2 separate regions of the Mus musculus genome follow, and region 2 is linked to region 1. Evidence: chromatin loops called from intact Hi-C (ENCODE). Cell type or tissue: left cerebral cortex. All regions are shown on one strand. Each heading gives the region's core, and the rest is flanking DNA. Links, peaks and the distances in the headings are about the cores only. Region 1 overlaps Mapk1 (mitogen-activated protein kinase 1). Region 2 overlaps Ppm1f (protein phosphatase 1F (PP2C domain containing)).

Region 1 (4,392 bases), core at 89-4,088:
CTCTTAGGCCTCAATTTTCTTATGTATAAAACAATCTGGATTCTAAGATCCCATGACTAAAACTCTCATATATTTTGAAGATCTTTCCATATCAGAAGCTATTACAGTATTCTTTTATGGGGATTCCTTATAAGCATCCTTATCTAGCCTCATAGTGGACATGAAAGCACACATGAGTTGTATTTATTGTTTTTAACAAGCCATTTCTTTTTTTTTTTTTTAAAGATTTATTTATTTATTATATGTAAGTACACTGTAGCTGTCTTCAGACACTCCAGAAGGAGTCAGATCTCGTTACAGATGGTTGTGAGCCACCATGTGGTTGCTGGGATTTGAACTCCGGACCTTCGGAAGAGCAGTCGGGTGCTCTTACCCACTGAGCCATCTCACCAGCCCCTTAACAAGCCATTTCAAAACTTAGGACTTGGAATAGCAACCAAATATGTGTTCATAAGTCCATTTGACTGGTTCCACTAGTCAGGGAGGTTTCTGGCTGCCACAGTCTCCAGTAGAGCAGAGCTCACCATAGCTCACTGTGACTTGACTAGGTTTCTGGTGGCAAGAACATTGCAGAAGAAGGCATCAGAAGGTGCAACATCTTGTTAGAGACTAGGTCCAACCACAGTCTGTCACACTCGGTGGGTTAAAAAGTATTCTGTCAGCTGGTGCAAGAAACAGCAAACAGAAATACAATGTTCTCATTAATAGGAACTGCAAGGATTTGTGTTATATTTAATCTCACAGAGTTGTTTGTTTATTTAACAAAAAGTCTTGGGCATTTGTTCTGTACCATCCTGGCTGCTACAACCCTGAACAGAAAATCAACAATAAGAACCTACTTGCAAGGAGCGAATAGCCCCAATTTGTATGAAAATGACCTAAACTGAGTGGATGACATCAGGGAACTCGAGATTTCAATTTTCTAGCTGAAATAGTGGAGATCTAAAGTAAAAATAATGATAATAATAGATAAAGGAACTATTAAATATAAGGAAAGGTACTCATCTTTACAAAATAATAAATCCCAGATAGTCCATAATTACTCTCCTTTCCCCACGTCTTCCCCCTTTTAAAGAAACCCACTTTATTAAAATAGCAGGCATCAAAACCTGTTGTTTGCTTAAGGCTGTGGGAAACAGACCATAACATTACATGGGTTGAGTGTCTTTGAAGGAAAGTTGGGCGTTTTGTCTTGGATATTTTGTCCCAACAACTTATTTTGTTCTTACTTTTCAGTCTGCCAACATTGAGGCTGGATGTAATATTTAATTTGTTTAGCTTTAATTAAGGATGAAATTGAGCTAGTCATGGTAGCAGATGTCATTGATCCCAGCACTCAGAAATCAAAGGCAGGTGGCTTTCTGAGTTTGATGTTAGTCTGGTTTGCAGCCAGGCTACACAGAGATACCCTGTCTCAGGATAGAGGGGGTTATATTTAGTATTTTTTACATATTTGTTCAAAGTTTTATAATGCTGAATTTTTTAGCCAGTAATACTTGCAGTTATTTTTTTGGTTTTATTTTTTTCTTATTTTTTTTTTCCCAAAGCAGTCTTAGGTTAGAATTCTCTCCAAGATGACATCAGTGAGGGGGAAGGAGAGATGGTTGCAGCAGATGGTAGTTAAATCTTTATTTGGAATAAATTTAGTGTAAATTATGCCTCATACATGAAAATGAATTCCAAAAGAATCCGTGATGAAGTACATTTGTTTAACGGTACTCACTGCTAGGCTGGAGAGGTGACTCTGCAGCTTAGAGTGCTTCTTGCTCTTTCAGAGGTCTTGAGTTCAGTTCCCAGCAACCACGTGGTGGCTTCAGCCTTCTATAATATGATCTGATGTCCTCTTCTGGCATTCAGGTGTACACTCATATACACTTTTTTTTTTTTTACAAAGTTCATGATGTAAGCTACAAATATTTCTTCAATAAAACAGTTAATTACTTAACAAAGAAAAACATACGGAGAATGGTCCATATGTACAACAGAAAAGTGCCTAGCGAGATACAGACTGGAAAGTACAGGTTGGTTTTCCAGTTAGGGTAGTGTTGATGACTGTTTGTATAAGAGTGATTGAAGGCTGGAGAGATGACTCAACATTTAACACTCTGCAAGAGTACCTAGGTTCAGTTCCCAGTATCTTTGTGGTGTCCCTTGTGACCTCAACAAGTATGAAGCCCACCCTTGGTGCACAAACAAACATACATGGAAGCAAATACACATATAATAAAATTAATCTTTTTTTTTTCCTTTAAAAAATAATTGAGGTCTATTGTGACCTCTCAGTAAAGTACTTGATTAAAGTAAAGGACCTCAATTCAGATTTCTCCAACCATGTAAAACCAGTCACAGCACAGGAAAGCTATAATCCCCACTTTCCTGTGATTGAACTTTGGAGGTGGAGACAGGAAAAATCCCCAGAAATTGGTTGGTCAGCTAACCTAATGTATATAGAGATGAACAGAAGACCCTGTCTGCTGGGCAGTGGTGGCACACGCCTTTAATCCCAGCACTTGGGAGGCAGAGACAGGCGGATTTCTGAGTTCGAGGCCAGCCTGGTTTACAAAGTGAGGTCCAGGACAGCCAGGGCTATACAGAGAAACCCTGTCTCGAAAAAAAAAAGAAGACCCTGTCTTTTAAACAGGTGTAAAAAGAGGGCTGACACCCAAGGTTATACACCAGTACTTGTGTCAACCTTAGTACACAGCTGTGTATACCTGCACTCACACCACACTGGAGGGGTGTGATTGAAACAGCAAGTGGGAAGGAAAGGTTTGACATGGAAACTGGAGGCAGAAATGACTGGCACAACTTCGTGGTGCTGAAGCACTGGTGATTATGACCGTCATTACTAAGATGACAAGTCTGATTGGGTGGTGGCAGTGCACTTGAAGTCTCCACCTCAGGTGCAGATGGATCGCTGTGACTTTGAGGACAGCCAGGGCTATGCAGAGAAACCCTGTCATAAAAAAATAAAATAAATAAAAAATAAAACCACGCAGGTTTATGCGGCACCAGCACCAATCTTTAGGGCTCCTTCCACTACCATAATTTCACACTTGAAAATGTTGCCAGGGGCTGGAGAGATGGCTCAGTGGGTAAGAGCACCCGACTGCTCTTCCGAAGGTCCGGAATTCAAATCCCAGCAACCACATGGTGGCTCACAACCATCCGTAACGAGATCTGACTCCCTCTTCTGGAGTGTCTGAAGACAGCTACAGTGTACTTACATATAATCAATAAATAAATCTTTTTTTAAAAAAAAGAAAAAAAGAAAATGTTGCCAGGAGCAAGGAAGTGTACTTTTGACAAAATAGCAAGAGTTATCCTAAACTTAATACAAGTCTTGGATATTCTGTGTGATAAAATGAGACATCTAAAGTGTTCTTGAAGAAAAGTACTTAGGCACTTACTGGAGCTGTGAGCTGAATTAGCTGCCTTTTAAAATAGATCCATGGAGGTGGTTTTGAGGCAGTCTTGGTATCTTTGAACTTGATTCTTCTGTATCAGCTTTCCAAGCAGCATAACTTGAGCGAATCGTGAAGAAGGAGTTATGAGAGCTGACAGTTTGAGGAGCACTATTACTGTCACAGTTTATAGAATTAGATTTGTTTTCTTTAAATGGCCCCGTCCAGAAACTCAAGTTGAAGCTGCAGCATTGATCTAAGGTGAGAATTTAACTGAACAGGTAAAATGGACCTGAAAAACTATGGCAGCTGGTTGGCATGCCCAGATCTGGCTAGGGCAAGGATAGATAGGGCAAGAGAATGGGAGTTGGCTGGCTATGTATGTATGTATAACCTTTTAAAGTACTAGAAGATGTGGGATTCTGAGAAGGTACCCACAATCCTAGTCGGATATAATCTCAGCTTCCTTAGGATATCCAGTGTTTTATGGGAAATAAACTGGGGGGAAAATGTACACACAGATGGCCACAATTCAACTGAGCAGTAGCTGCAGATCTCTGGTGAGGGGAGTTGGGCTTTGTACTTGTGGTATCAGCACTTAGCAGCAGATTCCCATTTTTCTCCTTTTGTCCTTTGGTAGATGTGAATATGGAGAAACCATGTGTATGGTAAAGGGACCTGAGATTTAGTTACTTTTAAAGTAGGGAAAGCATTATATTTTGAAATTTTTACTTGGTTGTTTAAGGACCTACTAGACTTTAACTGGAGGGAATATGTATCTTAGAAATGCTTTAGCTGCAAACTGTCTGTCTTGAAGAGCCTTTCTGAAAGCCAACAAGTTTGAACTGACTGTAAGTATCCCACAGACTTACAATTAGTGCTGTCGGAAGAATTGGTTCCAGTCTCCCAGGCATTTCTGCTGCACAGTTGATGTCCTGACTGGGTAGAGGCTTTACTTTAGGCAGGGATTTTATTATGCTCTGTAAGG
Region 2 (4,392 bases), core at 115-4,114, 120 kb before region 1:
AGCATGTGCATTCCTCAGCTTGTAGGTTCACCCCTCCGTCCCTGTCCTGCACCTACATGGCTGCCCTCATGTATCTATGTCTGTGTTTACACCTTTCACAAGCCAGTCGTACTGAAGCAGGCATCCATCCTACTCCAGCCATAATCTCATCTTTCTTAGTGCTATCCACAGTAAACCAACTTACAAGAGCTCCCATCTGAGACAGTAACCTCAGCATATAAAATGGGGGATACAGTTCAGCACTTAACATGCCCTGCTCCCAGGGGTTACCAGCTTGAGCATCAGGGATCCAAGCTTCAAGGATACCTTTCCAACACATCCCAGCAAATGCCGTGCCCCTGGTGTTGTGTAAATATCCATTCCGGGTCCCTGAAGACAGAGATCACCTGCTTGTGATGACACCAAGAGGAAGGTATGAGCCATCATCTCCATCTTCAAGGTGGAGGATGCCAGGAGCTGCTCCAGCCCCGCCTCTCACATCTTCTTCCTAGGAACGCTCCCCCATCGTTTGCTGTGGCTGTGACCCACGAGGCAATTTCCCAGCTGCTGCAGACAGACCTTTCTGAATTTAAGAGGTTGCCTGAACAAGAGGAGGAGGAGGAAGAGGAGGAAGAAGAGAAAGCCCTCGTGACCTGTAAGTTCCACTCATATGGCTCTGGGATTGTTTAACAAGTGACAAACTCAGATTGACACTAAAGGTCAGTGCCAGCGTGCCATCAGGACAGCAGTGTTGGAGTTCAGCAAGAGCACGATGTGGCATAGAAAACCTGCAATGGACTGAGCAGCACGTGGGTCAAAGGCGGCCAGTGAGACGGTGGCCCACCTTTGTGCTGTCTTGATGGTGCTTCAGAGCACATAGAAATGAGTGGTGCCTGTCCTGCCTTACACACGAGAAGTGCAAGGTGTTGGTTCACAGCCACACAGCCAACCTCACCTGTACTCACTGTCCCCCTTGGCTAACACGAGGCCCTTAGCAGAGTGGCACATCCACCTCGGGGAGGGGGCAACTGTTGTCTAGGTCCCCTGCCTTGACTTACCTTAGTTGGGATCATTAGATGTCAGTGATCCCAATCATGAGGTGACGAAGATGGACATTTCGTGTCCACTGGCTACAGCCATCAGTGAGTTGAGCCCTACAGTGGTACACCAAACCAAAGGAACCCAGGAACAGAACGGGGAGCAAACGCCAAGAGGCCCCAAGACCACTTGACAGAGCGTTTGTTTATAAAATCCAGGCTCTTTTTCTGCATGACTCTCTTTCCTCCTATTTTGCTGCAGTACCAGAAGTATTAGGAGGGAAGTGGTGGCTGCAGGTATGCACACAGGATGTGGGCCGAGTTTCCAGGCAGTAGAGGGAGCCTCTCTTTGCCCAGCTTTAGGCCATGTGTAGAAGGACAAAGAACACTGTAGGAGAAAAAAGAAACCTACTTCAGCCTTAGCACTTGCGCCTACCAGCCACTCTCCTCACCCCCCATTTCTGGCCCCTTCCGCAGCTCCCTGCCAGCCTTCAAGCCAGCATGGCCTTGCCCCCTGCCTAGGAGACAACTATCCATAAAGACAGGCGGCCATTGTTCTCTATAAAGCCAGCAGACAATCCAGTCTGGCAGCAGCTGCCGCCAAGGCCCATCCTTACCCCTCCAGCTAGGAGACAGTATCACCTGCTGGTGGGAAGGAGAATTGCAGCCGGCAAACCAGGCCTTAAACCCAGGCGTCTGGAGAAGGGATGTGCCTTCCCCGCCTTCCCTGCCTGTCCCAGAGCTGCCATGCAAGCCTAGGCTTGTAGCCTTGCGCACTGTTGCAAGTCTGTTGTTGGCACGCTGTTCTTGCCAGCTGTCTCAGCACATTCTTTGAGGCTTATTGCCCCAGGCAGAAATGTGACTAAGGCACCTCCATGCCCACCTACCAGCACTTCCCTGTGATTGTTGTGAAGATAGACCTCCCGGGCAGTTCCTAAGGCTCAAGACTATAGCCCTTGGCCAGAAAATCAGGGTAGGACTCCAAGAGCCTGAGGCTGAGCATTACCGTAGGGCTTGCCATCTTCATTTTTAATTGCCCATTCTTCCTCTTGAGCAAAATTCAAGTCTAAACCTATTGCTGGAAATAGCAGTGTAACCAAAGGCTAAAAAGAGACAGCCCAGGCCTAGAGGCCCAGCCTTGCTCAACGTTCCCTCCATACCAGCAGTCTCCAGGAGCAAGGAGACCACAACAGCTCTCCAGGTAGTCATGGAGTCTACCTGTGTACAGAGGAGGAAATGAAAGACATGAGAAGTAATGTGGTTAGGGATGGGCTTAGACACAGGAAACTTGAGTTCTTCAGGGTCCCATTTAGAGCTGTGGTCCCTAGGCTGGGCCTAACAAAGTCAGTTCTCCAGCTCCTCAGCCTCCACTCCCACAGCTGCTGCTAATAGTCCCCAGCATGATGGCTGCAGCAGACTAGATGGCCTGCCCCCAAGCAGGCTTGTTAGACTTACCCTTCTCCCTGCTCATTGCTTTCCTCCCATGCCTCCCTCCAGCCTCTTCCACTCCTCCCGTTTCTTCCATGGCCATACTTCTGACTAAGCACACTTCTCCCAGTTCTCCTTGTTCCTCTGCTGTGGCCTTTGATACTTGAACCCTCTGGTTGGGGGTTGGGAAATTGGGGTGGGACTTTTGTTATTGATGTTCTAGTTTTTTCTACCTTTTACATGTACATGTACATTATTTTGAAATAATAAGTATGCATGCAGTGAATTATGAGAAATAACAGAGATATCCCGACTATATATACACGACCCCGTTTTCCTCCTAGGAACATCATAGAAAACTATAACAGTATGTCACACACAAGATCTGAATATGGTCAGACACAAGCCAGCTTCCTTATTGCAAGGATTCTACATGTAACCTTCCACAGGCCACTAACTCTCCTTCCCTGCTGTAGCCAGTCCTTAACTCCCAACGGTGACTAGTTTTCATCATTTCAAAAAGGCCTATCACTGGAATCGCACGGCCGACAGTTGGGGTTAGTGTCTTCCACTTGGTGTGATTCTCTGAAGATGGACCTGGCCACTTCACTCAGTTCTCCTGGACCCTTACCCAAGGCTCAGCTAGCTGCTGAGCCATTTATAGATTGGAAGCTGGACAGATCACAGATTTGGGATATTACAGATGTAGCTGGTATGATTCATGCACTGTTCTTATGGGAACAGCCCTCATTCTTCTAGGATTCATGCCCAAGAGTACAGTTTTTGGCTTAGAGGATAGTTGTATGTTTAGTTGTGAAAGTTATTTCTAGGAGCAGCTTAAGTCAGAACAGGCCAGAATTCACTTACTCCCCTGCCATTGGACCTGTCATATTTCTAATTAATGGACAATTACCAGACACTTTGGTCGCTGGCAGCAGACTTTCTTGCATACTTCATAGGTCGGTGTGCCGAGCTGAGTGTGCCTGGGAAGTGAGGTGCTTGACTAGTGGGCCCCGTGTAGGCTGCTGGGAGGAACATTTAAAACCTGGGGACATGGCAGGAAAGGAGTATATAGGAAAGTAGCTAAGCCTAAACTGCGTGGCTTTACTTTTTGGTTAACAACTCTCCATCATGCCCATCAGTACTAGATGCCAAAGGCCTGGCACGGAGCTTCTTCAACTGCCTTTGGAAAGTATGTAGCCAGTGGCAGAAGCAGGTGCCGTTGACTGCCCAGGCCCCTCAGTGGCAGTGGCTGGTCTCTATCCATGCCATCCGGAACACACGACGCAAGATGGAGGACCGACACGTGTCCCTTCCTGCTTTCAACCATCTCTTCGGCTTGTCTGTGAGTGTTGCACCTGCAGAGCCCAGGACAAGTGGTGTAGGGAGCTGGGGGGAGGGGTGGAGTGTCAAAGGTGGGGAGCCATGAGTGCTTTGAGAGCTGCCCACCAAAGCTAAGCCTGGGGAAATACTGACAGGCTGCTGTCTTAGGGCTGAGTACAAGGCAGTCTTCAAAGAGTACCACCGTTGGGGAGCCTGAGAGGCTAACTCATAACACCAACACCTCTGGGCCAAGCTTCCAGGCACATTGCTTTCCACAGCCAAAAACTAAACTAAGACAACAGTTGGCCTGTTTTTATATAAAGAGACTAGATGCTAGGTTCAGACTTGAATTGCTGAGCCTCCAACAGCAGATACTTCCTGATGCATCTTACCTTAGGTTATGTCTGCAGTATCCAGGAGGAGCTGGTGGAATTGGGGCTCCAAGGGCTGTCCTTTCCCAAGTCGCCCTGTGCACTTGAGCCAGTTTGACTTGTCTGATGGTAAGGGCTGTGTCGGTCCTTCCAGACCCTACCTGCCTTGGGTCTGTTTTGTTGTTTAATAGGGTACCTGAGACTGAGTCATTTATTAAAAATGTACTTCTTAGTGCCCTGGAGACTGAGAGACC

The links. Peaks named below come from ENCODE experiments on the same cell type or tissue, not always from the same donor. Only the 100,000 strongest peaks of a DNase experiment are listed, where the experiment ranks them.
Region 2: it touches region 1 in a loop (1.9-fold over the local background); 6 of 42 quality-filtered maps call a loop at or near these places.

What each region holds. Positions count from the first base shown.
Region 1 is chr16:17,028,824-17,033,215 of GRCm38, forward strand. All of the region lies in intron 6 of Mapk1 (mitogen-activated protein kinase 1), which reads left to right. Among named protein-coding and RNA genes, the nearest start is that of Ypel1, 39 kb to the right of the region's middle. In left cerebral cortex, for the core only: no CTCF peak of the experiment used is centred there; a DNase peak (open chromatin) is centred at 1,630; H3K27ac peaks cover 1,722 bases.
Region 2 is chr16:16,910,448-16,914,839 of GRCm38, forward strand. It overlaps Ppm1f (protein phosphatase 1F (PP2C domain containing)), which reads left to right. Exons shown (of 8, transcript NM_176833.4): 3 at 492-634; 4 at 3,587-3,789. Among named protein-coding and RNA genes, the nearest start is that of Ppm1f, 16 kb to the left of the region's middle. In left cerebral cortex, for the core only: a CTCF peak has its summit at 1,670; DNase peaks (open chromatin) are centred at 1,691, 2,436 and 3,180; H3K27ac peaks cover 3,552 bases.